Regions from separate parts of the Homo sapiens genome. Here region 2 is linked to region 1. A link is a contact called in ENCODE Hi-C or POLR2A ChIA-PET data. All regions are on one chromosome and are shown on one strand. Each heading gives the region's core, a stretch centred on a gene start or an enhancer-like site at or near the end of the contact. The rest is flanking DNA. Distances are from core to core; before and after follow the strand shown.

What was found. A loop is a pair of places that touch in the nucleus more often than their neighbours do. ChIA-PET counts read pairs that join two places held with the same protein, here RNA polymerase II (POLR2A). Pooled maps may share reads with other maps.
Region 2: a loop to region 1 is called in a map of A673, with 2.0 times the contacts of the local background. The contact joins two enhancer-like sites. A Hi-C loop is called at or near these places in 6 of 168 maps with a recorded cell type or tissue (A673, Calu3, K562 and 3 more) and 9 of 50 pooled maps. POLR2A ChIA-PET finds 5 or more read pairs at or near these places in 2 of 52 experiments (AG04450 and WTC11).

Annotation. Positions count from the first base shown.
Region 1 is chr11:12,597,907-12,602,271 of GRCh38, forward strand. No RefSeq gene overlaps it. Among named protein-coding and RNA genes, the nearest start is that of TEAD1, 74 kb to the right of the region's middle. RefSeq lists an enhancer at 1,616-1,910. Within about 2 kb of position 1,410, at least 2 of the 41 ENCODE cell types and tissues checked have a DNase peak (open chromatin) inside an H3K27ac peak, as active enhancers do; they include A673, where a contact is called at or near this core.
Region 2 is chr11:12,409,601-12,414,238 of GRCh38, forward strand. All of the region lies in intron 1 of PARVA (parvin alpha), which reads left to right. Among named protein-coding and RNA genes, the nearest start is that of PARVA, 34 kb to the left of the region's middle. Within about 2 kb of position 2,816, at least 24 of the 41 ENCODE cell types and tissues checked have a DNase peak (open chromatin) inside an H3K27ac peak, as active enhancers do; they include A673, where a contact is called at or near this core.

The sequences.
Region 1 (4,365 bases), core at 160-2,659:
CATTCAGAAACAGATAAGAGGCCCGATTTTTTTTAAATGGGCAAAATATTTAAACATCCATTTCACAAAAGAGGATTATGGGCAGCTAATAAATACGTAACAATATCTTCAACATAATCAATCTTCAGGGAAATGTAAATTAAAATTATGAGACAACATGAACTAAAACTTATGTGTAATGGTTAAAATTTGAAACACTGATAATAGTGTTAATGAGGATGTAGAACAACCGAAACTCCAACAGTGTTAGTGGGAATATAAAATAGTACCACTTGGAAAAACAGTTTGGCAATTTCTTAAAAAGTTAAACACATGCTTTGCATACAACCCAGAAATTTCATTCACAGGAAATAAAACATTTGAGAGAAAAACAAAAGTATATGTCTAAACAAAGAGTTGTACACAAATGTTCATAGCATTTTTCATAATCGCTCAAAATTGGAAGCCACACAAATGTCTATCAGGGGGAATGGTGAATAAATTGTTGTATATCAATACAACAGAGTACTACTCGGCAATAAAAAGAAACAAACCCCTGATGTATGCAACAGTATGGATAAATCTCAGAAGTGTTATGCTGAGCAAAAGAGCCCAGACCCAAAGTGTACACAGTGTGTGTGTGTATACACACAGACACATACCCCTTAGAATATCTATCTATAAATCAGAATATGATACTTAATAGTGCTCCAATAACGTTACTTGTCTCTAAGTTCCACCCAAGAGATGACAGAATCAGAAGGTTCTGATATTTCTTGGAGATCTTTAGCCAGCCCTCTGAACCCTAACAGTTCAGAAGTAATTACGGCCCGAGTTACAGATCAAGCCAGCAGACACTACTTTCTTCTCTGAGTAATAAGACAAAACACAGGAAGCTGCGGCTTGGCAGTGATTCTTTGATAAAAGGAAAGCTTGTAGAACAAACCATAGGGAGGGAGAGGGATAGGAAGGAAGGAAGGAAGACACAAGTAGAATTGTGAATAATTAGGTTTCTCCCTTCTGCTTTGACTCCAGGTTTTTTCTTCAGTTCTATGATTGGTCATGTCTATAGGTAACAAATAATTACTGTGTTCAGTGCAGGATAGCCTGGTGGAAGGCAAACAGCCCTTGAAGCTCTCAGATCTAGGCTTCAATGCCAACTTTTCTATTGCATGGCTGAGTGATCCTCAGCAGGAGACACAGGATCTCCGTATTGCAGTCTCCTCATCTCCAAGATGAGGATAATAAAAGAATCTAGCTTACAGGGGCATCCTGGGGATTAAACAGCACAGGCTTCCATTGAAATGTATTAGAAACTGGGTAGTCAAAAACTGGAGTATTCAAGTGTGTGACCAAGAATAGACACAGGCTGCACAGAGCTCAGGGCCCAGTCCAGATTGGACGAGAAAGTTCCCTAGGCCAAGCTGGCTAAGCACCGCAGGTACCATTATAACGCCAGCCCTGAGGGATGTGAGCCAACTACTTAAGAATTAGAGAGGCCATAAAAGGCTTCGGCCTCCTCCACCCAATTCCTCAGCCACTTTCCTCCCAGAGGACCTAAGCTCTGTCCCCTACCACTGTTTGTCCTCTTGGTACTGGAATCCCCAGAGCAGAATGTGAGTGTGTCCTCCACCTGGGGAAGGATTGCGTCACAAGCTGGGTGCCTCCTGTGAAGTGTTTGCCCTGCTTGGGCTTAGTAAATACAAATGGCGGCCACCATCTGCTCTTGACCCTTCTGCTCCACGAGCGCGGAGGCTCCCTGGCCCAGTTGGTACTGGGTGCTTCTCCGCAGCGGCCGCCAGGGGGAGCCTGGGCCGAGAGCTCTGGGAAATCGAACAACTCGTTGAGGTCTTAGTTATGGTAGAAAACCTTGAAGTGGTGTTAGGTCAGCACCTGCGAGGGTCTCATTCTAAATACACCAGTATTTGGAGGATGTTTGAGAAAGGGAAATTGTCCAACAGTTAAGTAAAAAGAGCTGGAAACAAATTATCTCCATACTCTCCCTTCACTGGCTGAGAGACTAGTCTGGGTCTTCCCTGACTGCCCAATTTACATTCAGATGCTATGCAGTGGAGCCAGGTGCCGTGGGTCATGCTTGTAATCCCAGCACCTTAGGAGGCTGACGCAGGAGGATGACTTGAGCCCAGGAGTTTAAGGCTGCAGTGAGCCGTGATCACACCACTGTACTTCATCCAGCCTGGACAACAGTGTAAGACCCTATCTTAAAAAAAAAAAAAAAAAAAAAAAAAAAAAAAAACTGTGTAGTGGAAAGAACAAGAATCAGAAGTCATGGGTGGATCCAAGACTGTTCTGGACCCTCCCTAGTTATGAGAACTTGGACATGTCTCTATTTCCCTGAGCCTTTGTTTTTTAATAATGTCTGTTACCATTCATCAGTTATTTTCCATATGCCATGCTGCCAAAAATTATCTCATTCAATCCTTGCCATAATTACATGAACAAAGTGTTTGCTATGTACAGTTTATAGATTAAGAACTGAGGCATAAAAAGTAGCTTACCCGAGGTTTTTAATCTACTAGTTGTTCAGATCTTTCTGACTTCAAAGAGTATGCTGAAGCCCTCTTCTATTTCCACTATACTCTCATTTTCAAATGAGCAATAGTAATAATAATAATATTGCCTTTATAACAGATTTTTACTTGCAAACTTGAAAGTTATTCAAATGATTATATTCTAAGTTTCTTGTTGTATGTTTTGGGATCTGCAATGAGCTGAATGACATATGAATGTCTCAAAATTCATATGTTAAAATCTCAATCCCCAATATAATGGTATTAGGAAATGGGACCTTTGGGAGGTGATTCAGTCATGAGAGTGGAGCCCTCATGGATGGGATTAGTGCCCTTATAAAAGGGACCTCAGAGTGCTCTCTAGGGCACCCCCCACCGCTTTTTTTTTTCCACCATGTGAAGACACAATGAGAAGACAGCAGTCTGCAACACAGAAGAGGGCCCTCATCAGAACCTGACCATGTAGGCACCTTGATTTCAGACTTCCAGCCTCCAGAACTGTGAGAAATAAATGTCCATCATTTATAAGCCACCGAGTCTGTTACTTTATTGTAGGAGCCGAAACTGATTAACACAAGGTCTAAAGGTCACTTTGCAAAGGGCTATGACATGGTATGTGAGTAGAGAGAGAAAAGGTCTGTGGAAAGGGCTGAAGGCAAGGCTGTGATCACAAGCGTGACAAGGGCCTGAGCAGAGCCCATCTCGGGAACCTCGGGCAGGCAACAGCCTTGCCCCTCTGCCTTCTCCCCTTGCCTGATGCTGATACTGTTATAGAACAGCCCTATCTCCTTCCTGGCCACTCCTTTGCCCGTGGAAGAGAAGCCCCCAGTCCTCTAATGAAAAGTCTGATGAAACAATCACCTCTCCCTTGGTTTAACTATGCAGGCTGAAGGTAGACTCTTGCTGCTTTATTCTTAGGAAATTCTCTGTGCCTCTCACAAAACATTGGCTCTTTAATTTACCCAACATCTTCCTCCACCCCCTCCTTCCACCAGCTCCAGGGATTGCATGACTTATAACAGCTAAAACTTTGAGCAACTGAAATGCCCATCCATAGAGGACAGATTAAATAAGTGATGCCACATCCTTAACAATGTCCATTAGTTACCTAAAATTTTATGGTAGTTGAAATAAGTACAACTCAAACTGCCTAAAGCCAAAATAGGGGTTTATTGGCTCTTGTAACTGAAAGGGCCTAGGACATCTGACTGCAGGTCTGGGAGGAATCAGGTGTTCAAATAATGTTGTCAGGAACCTGCCTCTTTCCATCTCTTTTCTCTTTCTTTTGCATCAGCTTCATTCTCAGGCAGCAAAAATGGCTAAGAGCAGCTCTAGGTTTTTATCTCACAAAATATACCTCCCCAGAAACTTTCAAGCAAAAATCCTGTGACTGTCCATTTCTGGACCAATCTCGGTGATTCAGACCAGGTCAAGCCTTAATTAAGGGATTGATATAACATAAAGATTAGACCATTAAACTTCTAAAAGGAGACATGAGAAAATCTTCACAACCTAGGGATAGGCAAAGATTTTCTTAGATAAGATACAAAAAAGCACTACTTATAAAGGAAAAGAATGATAAATTGAACTTAACTGAAGTTAAAAGCTGTTGTTTGACAGATATCATTTGAAAATGGAAAGGTAAGACTCAGACTGAGAGAAAACAATGTCTCTTACACTGTAAAATAGTTCTGCCACTGTTAAAAAAGACATGAATATATGTGTGTCAGTATGAAAAAAATTGAAAAGATAGAGATATAGTGAATGAGTGAATAAAACAGAAATATCTTATCTAAAGTAGTTCACAATATTTATTGAATGAATCTTCAAAATATATTATTAAATTTAAAAGATG
Region 2 (4,638 bases), core at 1,566-4,065, 190 kb before region 1:
GGCTTTTAAGATGGAGTAAGGGGCCACAAACCAAAAAATAGGGGTGGCTGCTAGAAGATGGGAAAGGCAAGGAAATGGATTCTCCCCTAGAGCCCTCAGAACGGAATGCAGCCCTGCCAGCATGTTGATTTTAGCTCGACTTCTAACCTCCAGAATTGTGAAATAATAAATTAGTGTTGTAAGCCACTAAGCATTTACTAATTTGTTAGAGCCACAGTTGGAAGCAAGTACGAAGTTTTTGCACCAAACATTGTCAACTGCAGTTTAGTACATTCCAGTATTACCCTTGACCCATGCAATTTTAATTCTTTCTTGAGTTCACTGCCTATTAATTGGTACCTGCTACATGCCAGGCTGTCTGAGACAGCATCTTTGCTTTTGCAGAGTTGACTATCTAGGGGACTTGCTATTGTTTTCTGTAAACTCTAGGAGTACCAAATTCCAAATGTGCCTCTAGGTGGCACATAGTAGCCTCTCAAGTACACTGGTGAAGTGACTCCCACTTTTAATTGATCCAGGAGGGCAGGAGAGACTACAGAGCTCATGGTAAGGGATTAGGCTCTCAGCCCTAGGCATCTCCGGGCTGGGCCACCCAGGCCCCCGGGACTGCAGGGCAGGGATCAGGTTTGCCTTGTGCTGGCCTGGGCTCTGCTTGAAGTCCTATCTGCCCTTTCCTCATCTTCAGGGCTCAGCCCACAGGCCTCCTCCAGGAACACCCCTGCCTACCCCAGGCCACAGGAAGCATTCCCTCCAAGGTCTGCCTTTCCCCCCGGCAGGGACTCCGGGCCAGCTGCTCCATCTCTTGGGCTGCGGTTATTTTCTCTTTACTGTCGGCTCCTGTCTGTGGAGACAGGCCTGTGCCAGGCATACATTCAGGGGCTCAGCAATGCCTGTGGTTTGATTGGTTGGGTCTAGATCCGAAGGATTGCTATACGAGGGCTTTTGCTTTATCCTTTTAGGGAAGTTCATTCTCTCTCGTTGCTTCTCCTCCTCCTTTTGGAGACATCACTAGAAAATCTCAGCAGCAGGAGCCCAGTGCCTACGCCAGCCCATCTTTCACACTGTAGCTGCCAGAATGTTCATTCCCAAACCAAACTCTGACCTAGTTCCTCCTCCAGTGGAAAACTACTGAGGATCCCTTCTTCTCCCCACCCCATCTATAGCTATGGCTTTCAGTGTTAAAAAGAAAGAAATAAATGAAAGTTATGTGGACCCTTCTTTTTCAATAAAGTATCGCATGGAATGTTCATCATTAAGCATCTGGACTCTGGCATCAGACAGACCTGGGTCCAAATGCAGGCTCTGCCACTTACCTGTATAACCTCAGGCAAGCTGTCTAACCTCGCCGTACCTCACTTTTCTCAGCTGTAAAATGGGGGTGTGATACTGACGATCCCTAGTTCATGAGGCTGTTGTGGAGATCAAGTATGGTACTTAGCAGAGTACCTGGCCTGGTATAGCTACCAAATAAATGTTAGCTAATGTTACTAGAGCACAAGTTAATTTTCTAAGTTCTAACTTATAACAGTTATAAAGCTTATCAGTGACAATAATTTGGCTGTTTGGATGAACAAAGGATTTTTAAAAACAGATTTCACTTTTTATTAGGTTGCTGCAAAGGTAATTGCGATCTTTGCCATCTTAATGGTAAAAACCACAATTACCTTTGCACCAACCTAATAGAACAGTTTTAGATTTACAAGAAATTGTGGGATAGTGCAGAGAGTTCCCATAGGCCCTGTACCCAGTTCCCCTATTGCCAACATTGTACATTGGTATGGTACATTTATTATAATTAATGAACCAATGTTAATACATAATCATCAACTAAAGTTCATACTTTATTCAAAACTCCTTAGTTTTTCCCTAATAGATTTCTTTTTCTGTTCCAGGGTTCCACCAGGGAAGGTACCATAGTACATTAGGTTGTCACGCCTCCCTAGGTTCCTCTTGGCTATAATAGCTTTTTTACTTTCCTTGTTTTTGATGGCCTCGGCACTTTTTAGGAGTACTGGTCAGGTGTTTTGTAGGATGCCCCTCTACTAGAATTTATCTGATATTCTTCTCATGGTTAGACGGAATTGAACACAGAAATGTAAAGTTAGCAGATTATGGATGACCACTCCAGTTTTCCCTTGGTCTCAGCATCCATGAAATTAGAATCAGATGTTTATGGGGAGTCTAAAAACATGGTTTGAAAAATCACTGGAGAAGATCAAGTCTACACTCCCTGGTGTGACCTACGAGGTCTTCTCACTCCAAGCCCTGCCCACATCACCAGCCTGCTTTATCACTCCTTCCTGCTGCAGGCACCCCCAGCTTCTCAGCATTCCCCTAATAGGTCCGGGCATTGAGGCATATCGACTCATCCCCCAGGAATGCCTTCCCTCCTTTCTCTGCCTGCCTAGTTTCTTTCTAATCTCTATGCAAAGACTCTAAGATCCAGTTTAACTTATCCTTCCTCCCTGATGCAATTCCCACTTTCCTTACAGAGACTGACACTGTCCCTAGGGTTCCCTGGGCACATCTCTCTATTGTCTTTCTCAGCTCTCATGTCTGCCTCTTCCTGTACACTGGAAGCTTCTTAAGAGCAGGAGCTGAGTCATAATCCTCTATTCCTCATGTCCAGCGTGAGCCTGGCACACAGTAGGTGCTTAAGAGATGCTTAATGAATGACTCTTGATGTTAGAGAAAGGTGCCATTTCTATACCATCTTTAACACAGAGCATGTTGCCTTCATCCTAAGAAAATGGGGTGCCCCAGTGGATGATGGATACCAGAGATTAACCCTTGGGTGGGTCTTTTAAGGCCGTTTTCTCCCTGCCCCAGAGGGTGTGGGAATGAGGTGTGAGTATGGAAAGGACCACCAGGGGGCTCCGGGATGCAGTTCACCAGCCCAGGCCGAGAGGAAGGCTCAGTGGTGGCTTCAGCAGCAAGCCTGGGTCTGGCAGAATCCTCAAAGAAAGTGTGTCAAAAGAGAGGTCTGTTTTGCTACTGATGTGCCAGGCTCTGTAGCAAGGACAGGATGTACCAGCCTGTTCTTTAAACATGTGTGGGCCCCTCACTGTCCTTTGCCCCAGAGGTCCCAGCCTACAGAGAAAGGGACAAAAGATCCTGAGAGCCAAGAAAATAATATTTGCAGGAAAAATGGTCTTGTTATATGCGCAAGCAGACCTTTACTTCATTCAGACTTCCTAATTTCCCTTTCCACGCCAGTGTTAATAGTTCTCCTTGGATCGCAAACTCTTAATAGATATTCCTAAGGCCAAAAGTATCACTGAGAAGTTGGAGCCAAAATCTCAGGGCTTTTCTTTTGAATTCTATAAGAAGAGGGGAAAACAGCTGAGTTAATCTGAAATAATGAAGCTGGAATTAGAAATTGCTCTGGTCAGTAACATCCACTGTTTTGTTTTTTTGTTGTGTTATTAAGAGTAATAATAACAATAGCTCTTGTGCATTGGGTGCCAACTCTGTGCCAGGCATTGGGATGCAGGCGTCTGCCTGTGCCAGGCATTTGTCTTTGGGCATACAAGGGGAATTAGGCCAGGATAATCTCTGCCCATTCTGCCACAAAGATATTATCTCCATTTCATAGATGAGGAAATTGAGGCCCGGGAACATTGCATGATTTGTTAAGGCTAGAAATCAGATTCTGTCCAGCTTCAAGATCTGAACCCTTTCCAATCACCCAAACATGCCTCAAAAGGATATAAAATAGTTGCCAATCTTAAAACATGACTGTGCTCCAGGGGAAGGGAAGGGATTATCACACGAGGCAGAAATGTATAGGCATTACAAGTACATCCATCATTAATAATAATGACAAAAGGATGAGAATATCTTACTGTTTTGGGCCATGGGCTTCCTAGCATTCATGTAGGCAAATGAAAATACAGAGGGATGTCTGCTAGAATGCGATATGGTTTGTATTCAAAAGATTCTTGTAGTTTACTTTAAAAGCAGTGTTATGATGGAACCTGTACACTCACACATTTTTAAGAAGCAGACTCCTCCTTCCAAGGGTTTTGACCCAGCTGCACATGATCTTACGTGCACCTCTCCTCTGCTTTAACCTCAGTAGTCAGGTGAGGTGCCCCGTAGGCTCCAGGGAGCTGGCACAGGCGGCTCCTTGTCCTGAAGGCTCTCTTGCCTCTATTTCCCAAGGTGGGGATTCTAAACAGCAGAGCCCAGAACCAAACTTGGAGAACACTCGAGCCCCCAGCTGAAAGACATTAATCACCCATGGACAGGTTTCTTGAACAGGAGAAAGTTTGTAACCAGAGAACAAAGCAGTTTCTGCACAAAACAGTAACTTAAGGAGGATATTCAAAAACCTCTTGGACTTTTGTCTCATGCCATAGCCTAAGTCCCTCTCAAAGCTGCCCACATTCTCAGGACCAGACGTGTACCCTGCCTTTGGCTGGGCCCCTGGGATTCCAGGGCCACACGGCAGCCGTGCGTGGCACATCTTCAAGTTCACTTCTCCAAGCTCTGGGACTCTCCCCGTGCCAGCACAGAACTATTAATTATTTTTCTCTGTCAAACCTTTGTCAGCAACTTCATCCCAAAAGAGGAGGTTTATTTTCCCTTCGGCAGTGTTTGTGACTCTTGTAAATAAGAGATAATTACACTCCAGTT